2 separate regions of the Mus musculus genome follow, and region 1 is linked to region 2. Evidence: chromatin loops called from intact Hi-C (ENCODE). Cell type or tissue: left cerebral cortex. All regions are shown on one strand. Each heading gives the region's core, and the rest is flanking DNA. Links, peaks and the distances in the headings are about the cores only.

The links. A loop is a pair of places that touch in the nucleus more often than their neighbours do. Peaks named below come from ENCODE experiments on the same cell type or tissue, not always from the same donor. Only the 100,000 strongest peaks of a DNase experiment are listed, where the experiment ranks them.
Region 1: a loop joins it to region 2, with 2.8 times the contacts of the local background. A loop is called at or near these places in 4 of 42 quality-filtered maps.

What each region holds. Positions count from the first base shown.
Region 1 is chr9:120,137,769-120,145,240 of GRCm38, reverse strand. No RefSeq gene overlaps it. Among named protein-coding and RNA genes, the nearest start is that of Gm5922, 5.1 kb to the right of the region's middle. In left cerebral cortex, for the core only: a CTCF peak has its summit at 4,411 (motif pointing left); a DNase peak (open chromatin) is centred at 4,401.
Region 2 is chr9:120,567,284-120,574,755 of GRCm38, reverse strand. It overlaps Rpl14 (ribosomal protein L14), which reads right to left and starts at 3,239. Exons shown (of 6, transcript NM_025974.2): 1 at 3,215-3,239; 2 at 2,559-2,660; 3 at 1,894-1,988; 4 at 1,081-1,180; 5 at 939-992; 6 at 103-661. The coding sequence starts at 3,217. The coding sequence ends at 362. It overlaps Entpd3 (ectonucleoside triphosphate diphosphohydrolase 3), which reads right to left. Exons shown (of 11, transcript NM_178676.5): 11 at 6,429-7,472. In left cerebral cortex, for the core only: a CTCF peak has its summit at 4,567 (motif pointing right); DNase peaks (open chromatin) are centred at 3,299, 4,152 and 4,602; H3K4me3 peaks cover 1,829 bases; H3K27ac peaks cover 1,525 bases.

The DNA of each region.
Region 1 (7,472 bases), core at 2,202-6,201, 430 kb after region 2:
ATTTTCAACTTTGTATATATCTATTTATTTTTGCTGTTTGAGACAGGGTCTCACTACATAGCCTTGGCTGTCTTGGAACTTGCTATGTAGACCAGAGATCTACCTGCCTCTACCTCCTGAGTGCTGGGATTATACCCGGCTTGTAATTTAAATTTTTAAAAGTTGTCTTATGATTTGAAGCAAGTCAAGTACTGCACGGCCCTGACTGTCCTACCTCATCGATGAAAGCAGATGACAGGTGACGTTCATACATCCGTTTTGTTGTAGAAGTATGAATATGAGCATTTTGTTCTATGAACAGCTCTCAGGCCACTTGTTTATCAGAGGGTAAACAGCGATAATGAATCAATTGCTCAGATCTGAGGAAAGCAAGACTACCTACGTACGTTGCTCCTCATTTGCTGTCAGGCTGCTATGTGTCTAGGTCTGTCCCCGTCCACAGTTCTGACCTCGGCCTCACGGATTTCTAGCTTCTTGGGTCTCTGATTTTCCGTGATGGACAGAAGGCTGTAATGCCAGCTGAACTGCCAACCACTCAGACAAAGCTCCTGTGTGTCCCCAAGCTCCATGCCCAGCATCACCGTCTGCCTCCCCCCACTCTGCCAGGGACCAGTCACAATTGTTTCTGGTCAGCAACGGCCTGTGCCGGAATGGACACCGTGTTCCCTAAGTAAGGGACCGTGTTCTGCCCCCCACCCCCGTTCTGTGTTAGAAGTCCCTAGACTATACATGTGTTATAATGAACCCACGAGTTGGGTTTGAGCTCCTATTACATTGGAGAAAGAACGCGTGGGATGGAGTGGCACTGTGCTAGGGTCTTCCACCAGGAGAGGCCCAGGTTGTGCCTGCGGGACTTCAGCCTCCTGCAGGGATTTCGATTGCTGATGTCAGCTATCCAGAGACACGTGTGCAGCAGAGCAGGACGCCAGCAAATGGGAAAAAAAAAATGAAGAAGGCAAATTCTCTGTGTTCTAATCCTGTGCTTCCCAAGAGGCAGTGAGTGTCTGCTGGGTGTTTTTAGTGTGCCCAGAGAAGCAGCAAAGTGGCCTGTGGGTAAAGATGCTTAGGCAAGCCCAACCCCAACCCATGTGGTCAGGGAGAGAAGGGAATCCCACACACTGTCCTCCTACCTCCACACTGTGTGCCATGGCATGTGAGCACATGCATACATATGCATACATGCACACAAACATGCACAAGTGTACACATATGCACACATATACAAACAAACATGCACAGACAAAGAACACATAGACCGCATATACACAGTACACATAAACAGACATACACCGCATACACACACCCATACACATACATACACACACATGCACACACACATGCACAAGTGCACACACACACAAAGAGAACACATAGACTACATGTACTCAGCACACAGACACAAACAGGGACATATATCACTCACACACACACATACACAGTCACACACACACACTCACATACACACACATACATGCACACACACTCATGAAGTAGAATGGGGAGCAGTTGGACAGAGCATGAGGGGGGTTTCAGGAGTGGGAGGAGACTGGGAGAAGGCAGCATGGACTAGGATCATAAAACACTCTACACAGATGAGAACTTCCAAGTAGAAATTAACAACTGAGGCCTCTTCTCTACTGCTACACACTGCTAGTGTTGGACTGCAAAATGCACACAAGCAGAGGTTTCTCCAGGAAAGCAGGGACACTGCGTGCTGTCACAGGGACACTGTGTGCTGTCACAGGGACGCTGCGTGCTGTCACAAGGAAACTGTGTGCTGTCACAGGGAAACTGTGTGCTGTCACAGGGACACTGTGTGCTGTCAGGGAGAAGCTGTGTGCTGTCACAGGGACACTGTGCTGTCAAAGGAAAACTGTGTGCTGTCACAGGGAAACTGTGTGCTGTCACAGGGACACTGTGTGCTGTCACAGGGAAGCTGTGTGCTGTCACAGGGAAGCTGTGTGCTATCATTGGGAAACTGTGCTGTCACAGGGAAGCTGTGTGCTGTCACAGGGACACTGCATGCTGTCACAGGGACACTGTGTGCTGTCACAGGGAAACTGCATGCTGTCACAGGGACACTGCGTGCTGTCACAGGGAAACTGCATGCTGTCACAGGGAAGCTGTGTGCTGTCACAGGGAAACTGCATGCTGTCACAGGGACACTGTGTGCTGTCACAGGGAAGCTGTGTGCTGTCACAGGGAAGCTGTGTGCTATCATTGGGAAACTGTGCTGTCACAGGGAAGCTGTGTGCTGTCACAGGGACACTGCATGCTGTCACAGGGACACTGTGTGTTGTCACAGGGAAACTGCATGCTGTCACAGGGACACTGTGTGCTGTCACAGGGAAGCTGTGTGCTGTCACAGGGAAACTGCATGCTGTCACAGGGACACTGTGTGCTGTCACAGGGAAGCTGTGTGCTGTCACAGGAACACTGTGTGCTGTCACAGGGATGCTGCCTACTGTCACAGGGAAGCTTGTGCTGTCATAGGGAAACTGTGTGCTGTCACAGGGACACTGTGTGCTGTCACAGGGACACTGTGTGCTGTCACAGGGACACTGTGTGCTGTCACAGGAAACTGTGTGCTGTCACAGGGACACTGTGTGCTGTCACAGAGAAGCTGTGTGCTGTCACAGAGAAGCTGTGTGCTGTCACAGGGACACTGTGCTGTCAAAGGAAAACTGTGCTGTCACAGGAAACTGTGTGTTGTCACAGGGAAGCTGTGTGCTGTCACAGAAAACCTGTGTGCTGTCACAGGGAAGCTTGTATGCTGTCACAGGGACACTGTGTGCTGTCACAGGAAAACTGTGTGCTGTCACATGGAAGCTGTGTGCTGTCACAGGGAATTGTGTGCTGTCACAGGGACACTTTGTGCTGTCACATGGACACTGTGTGCTGTCACAGGGAAGCTATGTGCTGTCACAGGGAAGCTGTGTGCTGTCACAGGAACACTGTGTGCTGTCACAGCAAACTATGTGGTGTCACAGGGAAACTGTGTGCTGTCACAGGGAAGCTGTGTGTTGTTTCGGTAAGCTGTGTGCTGTCACAGGTTTCTGCATGCTCTCACACTGAGAGATGGAGAATGGAGAGTTTCATCGTCTTTGCTTTGTTTCGTGTGGATGAAGGGCCCTGTTTGTAAGCAGAGAAAGTCTTCTTGTGCCTCCAGCATCCTGGTTTGCCTAGTACCCCAAAACAACCAAATAGGTATATATTTTAATTATCACTTTCATAGCTTTTGAAACCAAAACGTTTTAAAAGACCTTATTTTTTTAAATATTTATTTATTTATTATATGTAAGTACACTGTAGCTGTCTTCAGACACTCCAGAAGACGGCATCAGATTTAATTACAGATGGTTGTGAGCCACCATGTGGTTGCTGAGATTTGAACTCAGGACCTTTGGAAGAGCAGTCCGCGCTCTTAACCGCTGAGCCATCTCACCAGCCCAAGACCTTATTTTTAATGAGATGTGTGGGTGTGCCTGTAAGCACAGTCCCCACAAAAGCCAGAGGACAGCATCAAAGTGCTGGAGTTTCCCCCCCCCCCCCAAGCTTCCATTAAATCACAAAGTAAGCAGTCGGAGATGCACTTGTCTTTTTGTAACTTGTTCTGTTTAGTTTTGTGTTTTACAGGGGTGGGGGCGGGAACGTATTTTGGTTTAGGTTTATTTAGTGTGTGTGTGTCAGGGTCTCACTATGTATCCCTGGCTGTCCTGGAACGCACTTGGTAGGCTTTGAACTCACAGAGATCTTCCTACCTCTCTTCCTAACTGTTGGAATTAGAGGTGTGTGTCTTGTGTGACATAACCTGTCTTGTTTTTATTTTTAAGACTGGGTCTTTTTGTGTTGCTCAAGCTGACCTCAAACTCACCGCCCTTGCTTGTACTGGTTAGTTTGGGCTGTCAAGCTGATACAGCTTAGAATCAGCTAAGAAGGGAGTTTCAGCTGGGGGACTGGCCACATCAGGCTGGCCTGTGGGCATACATATCTTTGGATGATTGTCCAGATTATTATTTGAGTCAACCTTTGTGGGCAGCCCCAGGTCCTGGATAGGGGGCTCTAGGCTGCAGAATTATGCAGAGTCTGGCTGACTGTGTCCAAGTGAGCAGGCAGCATGCAGTGTGGGTGCCTTCATCTCTCTCTAAACTTGACTGAGGCAAACTGTCTCGGCCTCTGCGATTTCCCTGCAGTATGGGGCAGTAACCTGGAATCATAAAACCCTTTCTCCCGTGTTGCTTTTAGCCAGCTTTTGTCTTTTGTGCTTTGTTTTGTTTTTAATCACAGCCACAAAAAGCAAACTAGAAACTCTTCGTGACTCAACTGTGATTACAGGCTTGTGCCGCAGCAAACAGAATTCCAGTCAGAAGAGGTCTGTTCTGGCAACCATGGTACTGTCCTGCCCCCTGGTGGCCAGAGTAAGTCAGTACCAACAGTTGAAAGGCGTAGAATAATGCTATTCAATTAGAAAGGCTCTTCCTGGATTGCCCTGGTAGCTATCTTATGGCTACATAAAGCTGTGATATTAACCAAACAGTTCCCAAACCTTATCAAGTCCCATAGAAGGTGACTGACATGCTGACAGAGATCAGGAACTAGTCATAATCTGGGCCAAGTTCACTGACCGTTCAAGAGTTTCCATGTTGTGACAGTATTGTTCCTAATTACTGTATTAGATATCCAGATGAGCTGAGAATGTCAATGCTCACCTATCATCCCAGCACTCGGGAGGCTGAGGCAGGAGGTCTCTGTGAGTTCAGGGCTGGGGATGTAGCTCTGTTGGTACAGTGCTTGTCTAGGATACAGAAACCCTGGGTTTGACTCATGCACTGAATAAAACCCAGCATGGTGGCTGTGATGTGACTTTTCCTTGGGAAATGCAAACAAACATGTATTCACTTGCATAAATCATTGAAAACAAAGAGAACAATTCTACCCACTGAAGTCTAGGTCAGTGAACTAGCAAGTTTATGAATGTTATTACAAGAGACTGGATGAGGAGTTACAGGAACATGAATAACTCCAGGGAAGGTGGATCACCACTCCAGGACAGGTTAACAACCCATAAAACCAGCATCCCTAAAGCTCCCAGCACAGTTTGCAGCCTGTCTGAGAGTATATTTGTTCAGCAGTCACCACTGACTTCATAACCTTGGGGAGGGGGGATCTCACGAACCTTGTAATTTTCAGGAGCCTCCTGAGACTTGTGTGTTTACTTCCTGGGTAAGCCCCTCCTCCTGCTCCAGGAGCAATGCAGTTTCTCACAATAGAACCTGTGTCTGTGACACCGAAGCCCTCTTAACCTTGTTATTCAGACTAGATCCCTTATTGGTGCTTCCATATTTCTTAAGGTTTCCAGACTGTCTGACTGACACTTTAAGTGGTGGATAATTCCCAGGTACACTTGCCCTTGGGAGTGGTGGGAAAACAGCTGATGCCCCTCTACCTAAGTCATTCTAAAAACTAAAGACACCCTCCAAGTAAGTTTGAACTTGTGTCTCAGTTTCCTATTTGCTATGAAGATCTCTTTATTGCTAATTTTATTTTTATGTCCATACATAAAAATACTTTATGGGCTCATGTGCACCAAGTGTATGCAGGTCCAGAAGTGGGCATTGGATATCACACACACACACACACACACACACACACACTAATCCTTTCTTTTTAAATCTAGACACGCTAGTGCGCACTTGCAATCTTCACACTGGGGAGGCAGAGACAGGAGGAGGATCCCTAGGGACTGATGGCCAATCAGTCTAAATGACCTATTTGCAGAAACCTAGACCACCCAGAGCAATGATTCTCAACCTTCCTAACACTGTGACCCTTTAATACAATTCCTTATGTTGTGGTGACCCCAACAATAAAATTATTTTCGTTGCTACTTCATAACTTCAATTTTGCCACTGTTATGAATTGTAGTGTAAATATCTGTGTTTTCTGGTAGTCTTAGGGGATCCCTGTGAAAGGGTTTTGACCCTCAAAGGTGTTGTGACCCACAGGTTGAGAACCACTGACCTAGAGACTGTCAAAAAAAAGTGATGACATCAGAGGCTGACGTCTTGACTTGTGCTCACACATACACACACGATCAGTTCACATAATTTTTAAGCCAGGTATGGTAGTACATGCCTCTAATTCCAGCTCTTTGGAGGCAGAGGCAGGTGGATGTCTGTGAATTTATGGCCAGCCTGCTGGTCTATGTAGTGAAGAAAGTTGCAGGCCAGCTTGGGCTACATAGTGAGACCCTGTTTTTTTAAAAGAAAGAAAAGGAAACATACACTTTTAAATATATATATATGTGTGTGTGTGTGTGTGTGTGTGTGTGTGTGTGTGTGTATTAAAAATATATGTATATATGTATGTGTGTGTATATATATAAAACGTTTTTCAAGACAGGGTTTCTCTGTGTAGCCTTTGCTGTCCTGGAACTCACTCTGTAGACAAGGCTGGCCTTCATCTCAGGAATCCGCCTGCCTCTGCCTCCCAAGTGCTGGGATTAAAGGTGTTTGTCACCACACCCGGTCACTTTTTTAATTTTTAAATTAAGTGGTAAAGAAACATTACACATGTTAACACCCACCCCCACCCAAAGCTGCTATGCAAAGGAGTTAAAGAGAAAGCAGCAATCGAAGAAATGTGATGGGACAACTCAACTTCAGCTCAACCCAGCACTCAAGAGGCTGAGATACCAGTTCTGCAAGTTTAAGGCCAGCTTGAGCTACATAATACATTTCAGACCAGCGTGGGCTGTGTTGTGAGTCCCAGGGCAGTGTGGGCTGCAGTGTAAAACCCATCTGAAATATAATAATAATTTGAAATTTTAAAATAGATATCTGTATATGTTTATGTAATGGTTTGTACGTGCTCTGTGCAGAAAGTGGCACTATTAGAAAGTTTGACCCTGGTGGAGTAGGTGTGCCGCTGTGGATGTGGGCTTCGAAACCCTCATCCTAGCTGTCTGGAAGCCAGTATTCTGCTAGCAGCCTTCAGATGAAGATGTAGAACTCTCAGCTGTACGTGTGTGTGTGTGTGTGTGTGTGTGTGTGTGTGTGTGTGTGTGTGTGTGTGTGTGTGTGTATGTGTATCTGTGTGTGTGTGTGCATGTGTGTGTGTGTATCTGTGTGTGTGTGTATCTGTGTGTGTGTGTGCATGTGTATCTGTGTGTGTGTGTCTGTCTGTATGTGTGTATAAAATTTGGGGCTGGTGAGATGGCTCAGTGGTTAAGAGCGCTGACTGTTCTTAAGGATGGCCCAGGCTTGGTTCCCAGCACTTACTTGGGAGGCAGGCAGGCCCACAACAGTTCTATAAGTCTAATTCCAGGAGAACCAGTGCCCTCTTCTGCCAGCCCTATGCATGCATGTGGTGCACAAACATACATGAAGGCAAAACACTTACATACATTAAGCAAAAATAAATATTAAATTTATATCTAATTGAAAATTTTTTAATACCACCTATATTTTTGT
Region 2 (7,472 bases), core at 2,294-6,293:
TCATGCTGTGGAAAGAGAAGAAATGCCAAATGTATCACACATGCGAGGCAGGCAAGCCCAGCCCCACGTATCTTTCAACAATTATACTCGACTATGGTTCATCAAAATGAAGGAATTCCACCCGTTGGTGGGAAATTTATTTGTTAGGGTTAACGACACTGTTGTACTGTCATGGTACCCCCTGTATAAAGGATCAGTTTGACTCTGGCTGTATGCTAAGTACTAAGGCCTGGGTAGAATGAGTTTAAGTAGCCCATCCTATCTACAATCCCACCAGTCTATTTCCCACTTGGCGACAAGCTTAGAGTCCACACATGAGATTTACCACCGTCAAAAAGAACCTTTATTATTCTGTGTAGCCTCACGCTTTCTTGCCAGCCGCCTTTGGAGCAGGTGCTTTCTGGGCTGGGGTCTTCTGACCCTTCTGACCTTTAGCAGGAGGTGCTGCCTTCTGGCCTGCAGCCTTCTGAGCAGGAGCCTTCTGGCCTGCAGCCTTCTTGCCTGGTCCTGTGGCCTTCTTGGCTGGGACTTTAGCTTTAGCAGCAGCAGCAGCTGCAGCCGCCGCAATGGCAGCTTTGGCCACAGCTGCTTTTTTGGGAGAAGCTTTCAGGATAGCAGCTCTTTGAAGTTTCTTTACTTCAGTCTTGATTATTCTGTTCCTCTGAAAAAACACAGAAGAGCACTTGCTACACTCACACAACAATACGCCTTATGTCCATTGTTAGAAATTAAACTGCTTCCACACACATAAACTATAGAGAGATTATTTCCAAGACTCATTTGGTCATTAAGCCAGCTACTTTTACCCTGAGCAATCTTGCTGGCCCTAACCTATCAAGAGCTATAAACATCAATTACACACAACACCACAAAATAGGGACTGGCTACTCTTCCCTCATTACCCTACAGCCAATATAAATGTACATCTGAAGACTTACCATTTTCTTTGCCTTCATGACCTTGAAACGATCAAAGTCTGTCATCTTGGCTTTCTGTTAAAAGAAAAACAAAACTCAACTGATCTCCCCTGACATCTCAAGCACATCCCGCCCTCCAGAACTCAAAGCTTTGTGCCTTTACCCTTTCTCTGGCATCAATTTTCTTGGCCCATCTTGTGGCTGCCCATTTCGTATTGATATCCGCCTTCTCCCAAGCTTTTCGGACATACTTCTGGCGGGCACTATGAAGATCAAGTCACATATTACTCAATCAGCTTTATGGTAGGTCATGTCAAAAAAATATTTCAAAGTACACTTACCACTGCTCACACGTGTGCATAAAACCATGTCCCTTTGTAAATAACAAAAGCTGCTCCTTACACCTGCTATATTTTGCACATTAACTTGGCTAAGTTTCTTAACCACTAAAAACTTCTGCGCTTCGGTGAACCCTAGATTCACCTGTAGTCACTCCGGTACATGGTGACCATAACCACTCCACCAGCACCCCTCAGTTGGCATCTGTCTCAGAGACCACCCAGGTTAAATCCACTCTGTGGTGGCTCATTACAGCAGGTGCTTCATTGTACCAATCATTGCTGATGACAACCACACAGTGCTGCAGGACAGTCTTAATCTGCACCCCTCTAAAACACAACAAACCCCATCACTAAGGTGACTCAGACCAGAAGACTGCAAATTTGGGGCCAATTTGGATATATGAGAGCAGACATTTTCACGGAACTTATTGTGTGTGTGTGTGTGTGGGGGGGGGGGAGACACGGGACCCAAACAGGAACTTCATAATGGCAAAACGACCTGGGCAATTTTAAGTCAGTAAGTCTGTTTGTTAGATATAGGCCCCTTTCCTTGGTTGGCTCCAAACCATCTGTATTATCCGTGTATATATAGACTGTGGCACCAAACTGAAAAGCAACTTAGAACAAGGTGTTACCTGTGTGGGAACTTGAGGATGAAGTCAGTGAGCTGCATGCATTTGAAGGGCATGGCCTGCCTCCTCACCCGAGTACAGGGTCCATCCACTAAAGCCTAGGATACAAAATCAAGGACCTCAGACAGGCATCTAAAGTTCAAGATGGCTGTAACCTCTACGTAATTTCTAGCCCTTTCTGGACGAAATGTACATTACCATTCAAATGAAGAAAATGCACGTTTGTGAACCCAGTATCCTAAAAGCCTCCACTGTGGTATTTTCAGACAAGGTCAAGCAGCCCAGGCTAGTGGCAAACTCCTGCTTCTCCTACCTTATCCTCCCAGAGCCTGAGGTAGCAGGAGCCACATCTATCTTTAGAATCCAGGGACTCTAGCAAGCACTCTACCAACAGAGCCGCACCTCCAGCTCACTGAAGTCTTCTCAGTTACCTCATTTAAACTCACCTGCATTTGCCTGCCTCGTTTACCCGGTGAATTAGTGCTGTAAGATGAGCTAACTCTACCCAGTGCTTCAAACTCCGTGGCCAGTGTTTCCTCAATGGTAAACCTGTAATCTAAAGAACTCCACCCAAGGACCACTCTAGCTACCCTGAGTAACATCTACGGTGCTGTCGATCTTACGGCCACGTTAAATAAAGATTGTAAAATACTCCGTCCCACACGTACCCTGTTCTGATCAATGACATCTACAATTGCGACCAGCTTTCCAGCATGGGGCCCGAAGGAAATGTAGGCCACCCGGCCAACCTCCACGTAACGCCTGAACACCTAAAACAGGAAAAGAAACAAGGGTTGGCTTTAAATATTCCAAGTCCGCTGCTTACCGGCAACACAGGGCTCGGGGCCGCCCTGGGAGACGAGTTTGAACTTAGTAGCCAGCATTTTTTAACTTCAAGTATCCCGTGGCCACTTTCCCAGCACACGAGCTCCCTGGATCCGCTCTTACCCATGTTTGATACTCCTTTAGTTCTCATACAATTAATTCATCGTTCAATCCACTGAACCACTCCCCGGTTCGCTTTTTCCGGAGAAAAAGAACTGAAGGGAGCTCATGAGGAGCCAGGCCGCCGGGCAGGTCCGAGGCCGCAGCAGCGCCGCCATCCCCGGACCTCAGGCCCAGCCACTCCCGCCACTGCGCACGCGTGGCCCCGGTAGTGCGGTCCACGCGAGCCGCGCTCCCTGCGGGCTGGGTTCCACGCCCCGCTGCCTCCCCACGCGCTGGCCGGGTCGCGCAGAGCCACTCCACGCCGGGGCTCCCCCGCCCGGGGCAGAAGACGGGCGTCGCGACGGCCGCACTCGGAGCTCTCGGCACACACACTCACCATGTTGGCGGCGCTCAGCGAGAAGAGAGAGGGCCCGCCCTGCCGTGCGCATGTGTCGGCAGAAGCCCCGCCCCCGACGTCCAGCGTGCCCACCGATTGGTCGACGGGGAAACGTGCGTGCTTTTACGCATGCTCACTGGGTTATGACATGGCGGTTCCGGCTCTCTATGGACTGCTTCTCCTCAGACACGTGCAGTGAGCTTGGCGTTGTAATTTCTCCTTTCTATTTTGTTTGGGTTTGGGATTTTGGGGACAAGGCCTTTTAGTGTAGGCCTTCCACACTGTATAATCCAAGCAGGCTCGCTCGCAGCAATGCTCCTGCCTCAGTCTCCCAAATGTTGGCATGACAGGGCGGTCACTCCTGAGAACTTTAGGGATAGGAAGGACTCATAGGATGAACTGTCTGTCCCCAGCCCACTTCCCTTTTCTTCTGTATACACAGGATATAATTAAGACACAGCCGAGGGTGCTGGCGCTCGCCCTTAATCCCAGCCCTCGGGAGGCAGAGGCGGAAGCAAATCTGGATTTAAGGCCGCTTCCCCTACCAAGGAGACATACTGAGACATTGTCTTAAAAGTCCAAAGACACAGGGCTGGAGAGATGACTCAGCTGTTAAGAGCACTGACTGCGCTTCCAGAGGTCCTGAGTTCAAATCCCAACAATCATATGGTGGCTCACAACCATCTGTAGTGAGATCTGACGCCCTCTTCTGGGGTGTCTGAAGACAGCTACAGTGTACTTACATATAATAAATAGGCCGGGGGGTGGGGGGAGGCGGGCGGGGGAAAGGGAATATATTTCACAGATATGCCTCTTATGGAGGCATTCCTCCAAGTGGGGCTCCCTCCTCCCAGAGGACCCTAGCTGTGTCAAGTAAACAAGAGCAAAGGAGCACACTGGGTGCCTTCCTCAGTCACTCTTCTTCCGGTCTTTATGAGACAGCCTCTCACTGAACCCAGAGTTTGCCAGTTCAGATAGGCATGCTGGTCACTGAGCCCCAGGGGCACACTTGTCTCTACCTCCCCAGGATGACCACTGCAGGCCATCGATCCTAACTCTTCCTAACTCTTCATGTGTGTGATGGGGATCCAAATTCAGGCCTTTACAACATTAAGCACTTTACATACTCTTTTATGTGTGTGGAGGAATAGTCCCCTTGGAGGCCATTAAAGCTAGAGCTATGAATGAGCTGGAAACAGAACTCAAGAAAGCATTCAACTGCTAGTCATCTCTGTGGCTCTGAACGAACCCCATTTCAGACATTTTATTTTATTTTATTTTATTTTATTTTATTTTATTTTATGTGTATGGGTGTTTGTGAGCACCAAGCGCAAACAAACTTAGTACCTGCAGAGGCCAGGAGAGGGCATCACATCCTCTGGAACAGGAGTTAACAGAAGATTATGAGCTGCCAGCCTCTCTCAATAAATTCCTCATCCTAACGAGTCTGCTTTTGCTGAAGAGTGAAGCGGTACTGAGTGAGGAATCCCAAGGAAAAGCTCTCAGTCAGGACAGATGCCGAGAGCTCAGTGAAAAGATGTTCCAGACAAGAGGGACGGAGAATCCTTGCCACCTGCAACTCATGCACTCGGCCGGCGGGTCCTGGAGAGCTCGGTCCTGGAAAGCTTCACTGCCGGGAGCTTGGGGGATGAGACAGGAACCAACCAGCAGTGGACTCGGGAGTGTGGCAGAGCAGGGAAGAGTTTTCCTGGGGCACGTGGGAACCAGGATTCAAACCCCAAACTACCAAAATGAATACACTTAAAGTCAATCACAGTGGTTCAGGGAAAGAAAAAAGTTCACCTGTTGTTCTTAAACATGCAGCTCTTATATTTCCTTGATTTTTTTTATTATTAGGTCATTTTTTTTTTTTTTTTTGGAAAGGAAGCCTTAGATGAAACCTCAAATTCACAAGTAAAAATATTGCATATAAGCCATGTGCAGTGGTGCATGGCTATAATCCCAGCACGCAGCAGGCTTGGGTAGAAAGTGCCAAGAGCTTGAGATTAGCCTGGCATACATAGTAAGCACCAGCCGGGCCACATGGCAAAACTTTCTCAAATGAAAACAAAGTATGGAGCCGGGCGTGGTGGCACACGCCTTTAATCCCAGCACTCAGGAGGCAGAGGCAGGCAGATCTCTGAGTTCGAGGCCAGCCTGGTCTACAGAGTGTGTTCCAAGACAGCCCGGGCTACACAGAGAAACCCTGTCTCATAAAACAAAAAAAAAAAGAAAAGAAAACAAGTAGGGGAAGTGGCCTACTTGGTAAGGAGCTTGCCATGAGAACCTAGTTCAACTCCTGGAGCCCACATTAGGAAAAAGAAAGAAAGACAGCTAGGTGTGGTAGAATTATCTTGTAATCCCAGAGCTGGGGGTGGGGAGTGAGACAGGCCTGATTGGGCAGCACTGCAGTGAGCTGACTCAGCTCCTCCCTGGGCCCCTCTCTGGCGTTGAGATATTGGTTAGATTAACCTCTTATCTCTTTCCCTCTGTGAAATGGCATTTAAGAGTTTCCTCTGTATGCTGGGTGTTGTGGAACACACTTGCAGTCCCACCACTGTACCAGTGCTTTCAGGTCTGAGCTGGAGATTAGGTGTGAACGTGTGAAAAACACTACCTCAGTGTGAGCTGTAGTGGAGAGCCAGGGGTCTTGTCTGGGGTGCTCTGTGTGTGTGTGTGTGAGTGTGTAGTACTAGAGTATGTGTGAGACAGTATGTGTGTATGTGTGTGTGTGAGACTGTGTGTGTCTTCATGGTAGACACTTGGGGTATGGTGTAGGGTCTGGGTATCCGTAGGAGGAGCACAGCCATAAGGGCCATTAGAGTTGGGATAGCTGGGACAGTGTATGGATATGGGGAAGTGTGGCTTTCCCAGTGTGTAGACCCAGCAGGGTTGAGATACCTGTGGTATACATAAGACAGGAGGGACCCAGCTGATGGAGGGTTATCTGACAGAGCTTTCTCACAGGGGTGACAAACACAGACGTGTCAAAGGAGACATGGCCTTGGCAAGAGAGGCACACAGCTGGTTTTCTAATGACTACAGCCTTCCAACTAGCACCTTGTTATTCAGCCATGATCTTCAGCATGCACTCTTTTTAAAGGAAACAAACAATGTTCTGGTTTTATTCAATGCTTGTTTGTTTTTAAGTGAAAAAGCTGTGGGTGGGGCTTCTAGGAGCTAGAGATTGGCATGTAAAATTAAGATACTTGACTTTGTTTTTAAAGATTTATTTTACTTCTATTTAAAATCTATTCCATAACTTTTATGTCTATGGGCATTTTGCTTGCATGTCTGGCTGTGTAGCACATGCATTCAGTGCTGGAGAAGGCTAGAAGAGCCACAAGCTGTTTTGAGCTGCCATACTTATGCGGGGAACTGAACCCAGATCCCATAGAAGAGCAGCCAGTACTCTTAGCCAGTGATCCATCTTTCCAACCCCTATTTTTATTTCTGACTTATGCATCTTGGTGAGTTTTTGCAAGACCTTCTCTCAAAACCAAAACAAAGGCTGGGGCGATGGCCAGTCAGTCAGTAAGAAACATGCAAGGCTGAATTCATGACCCAGAACTCATGTCAGTCAATAAATAAATAAAACATGGAATCCCAGCCCGGAGGAGGCAGAGACAAAGCTATACAGTGAGAATCTTTCTTCCTTTTAAAAATACCACCTTGTGTCCTTAGGAGAAAGGGCATCATATTTAAGTTAACAAATACACGCTGCAAAATAAAAATAAGAATTTATTCCATATGGAGCCAGCAAACAGCCATGAGACACAGCATTGATTTGTAGCTTGTAGCTACTGAACTTGAAGACCTTTCCCATCCCACTTTGGAGGCAAATATTCCTGAGACTGCCTTCTCTTTTCCCAAAGTCAAGATGTGTAGCAACTCTGCAGGGAGAAATGTAGGGATGTCTTTGGACAGGATCCTGTATACCTGTGGGAGCAGTGGGGAAAAAAGCACACCCCATGTTTATAGCCCAAAGGCACCCTGAGCAGGAGCTCTGCCGGGTCAATGAGATCCCCTCACTGCCCCCCCCCCCAGTACAGTCCATACTGGGTGTGATTTACAAGAGGACACAGCAGGGAGACAGTTACACAAGGAGGACACATGCCTAGTAGCAACCTCATGACCAGAGCTCCAAGTGGGCACTCCAAAATAAGAATAGGGACTCTGTATTTAGGGACTTCTGTGTGTCTTTGTGCTTCAGGTCTGCCTACATGACATAGGCCATCTGTCCTTGAGGCTGAATCTT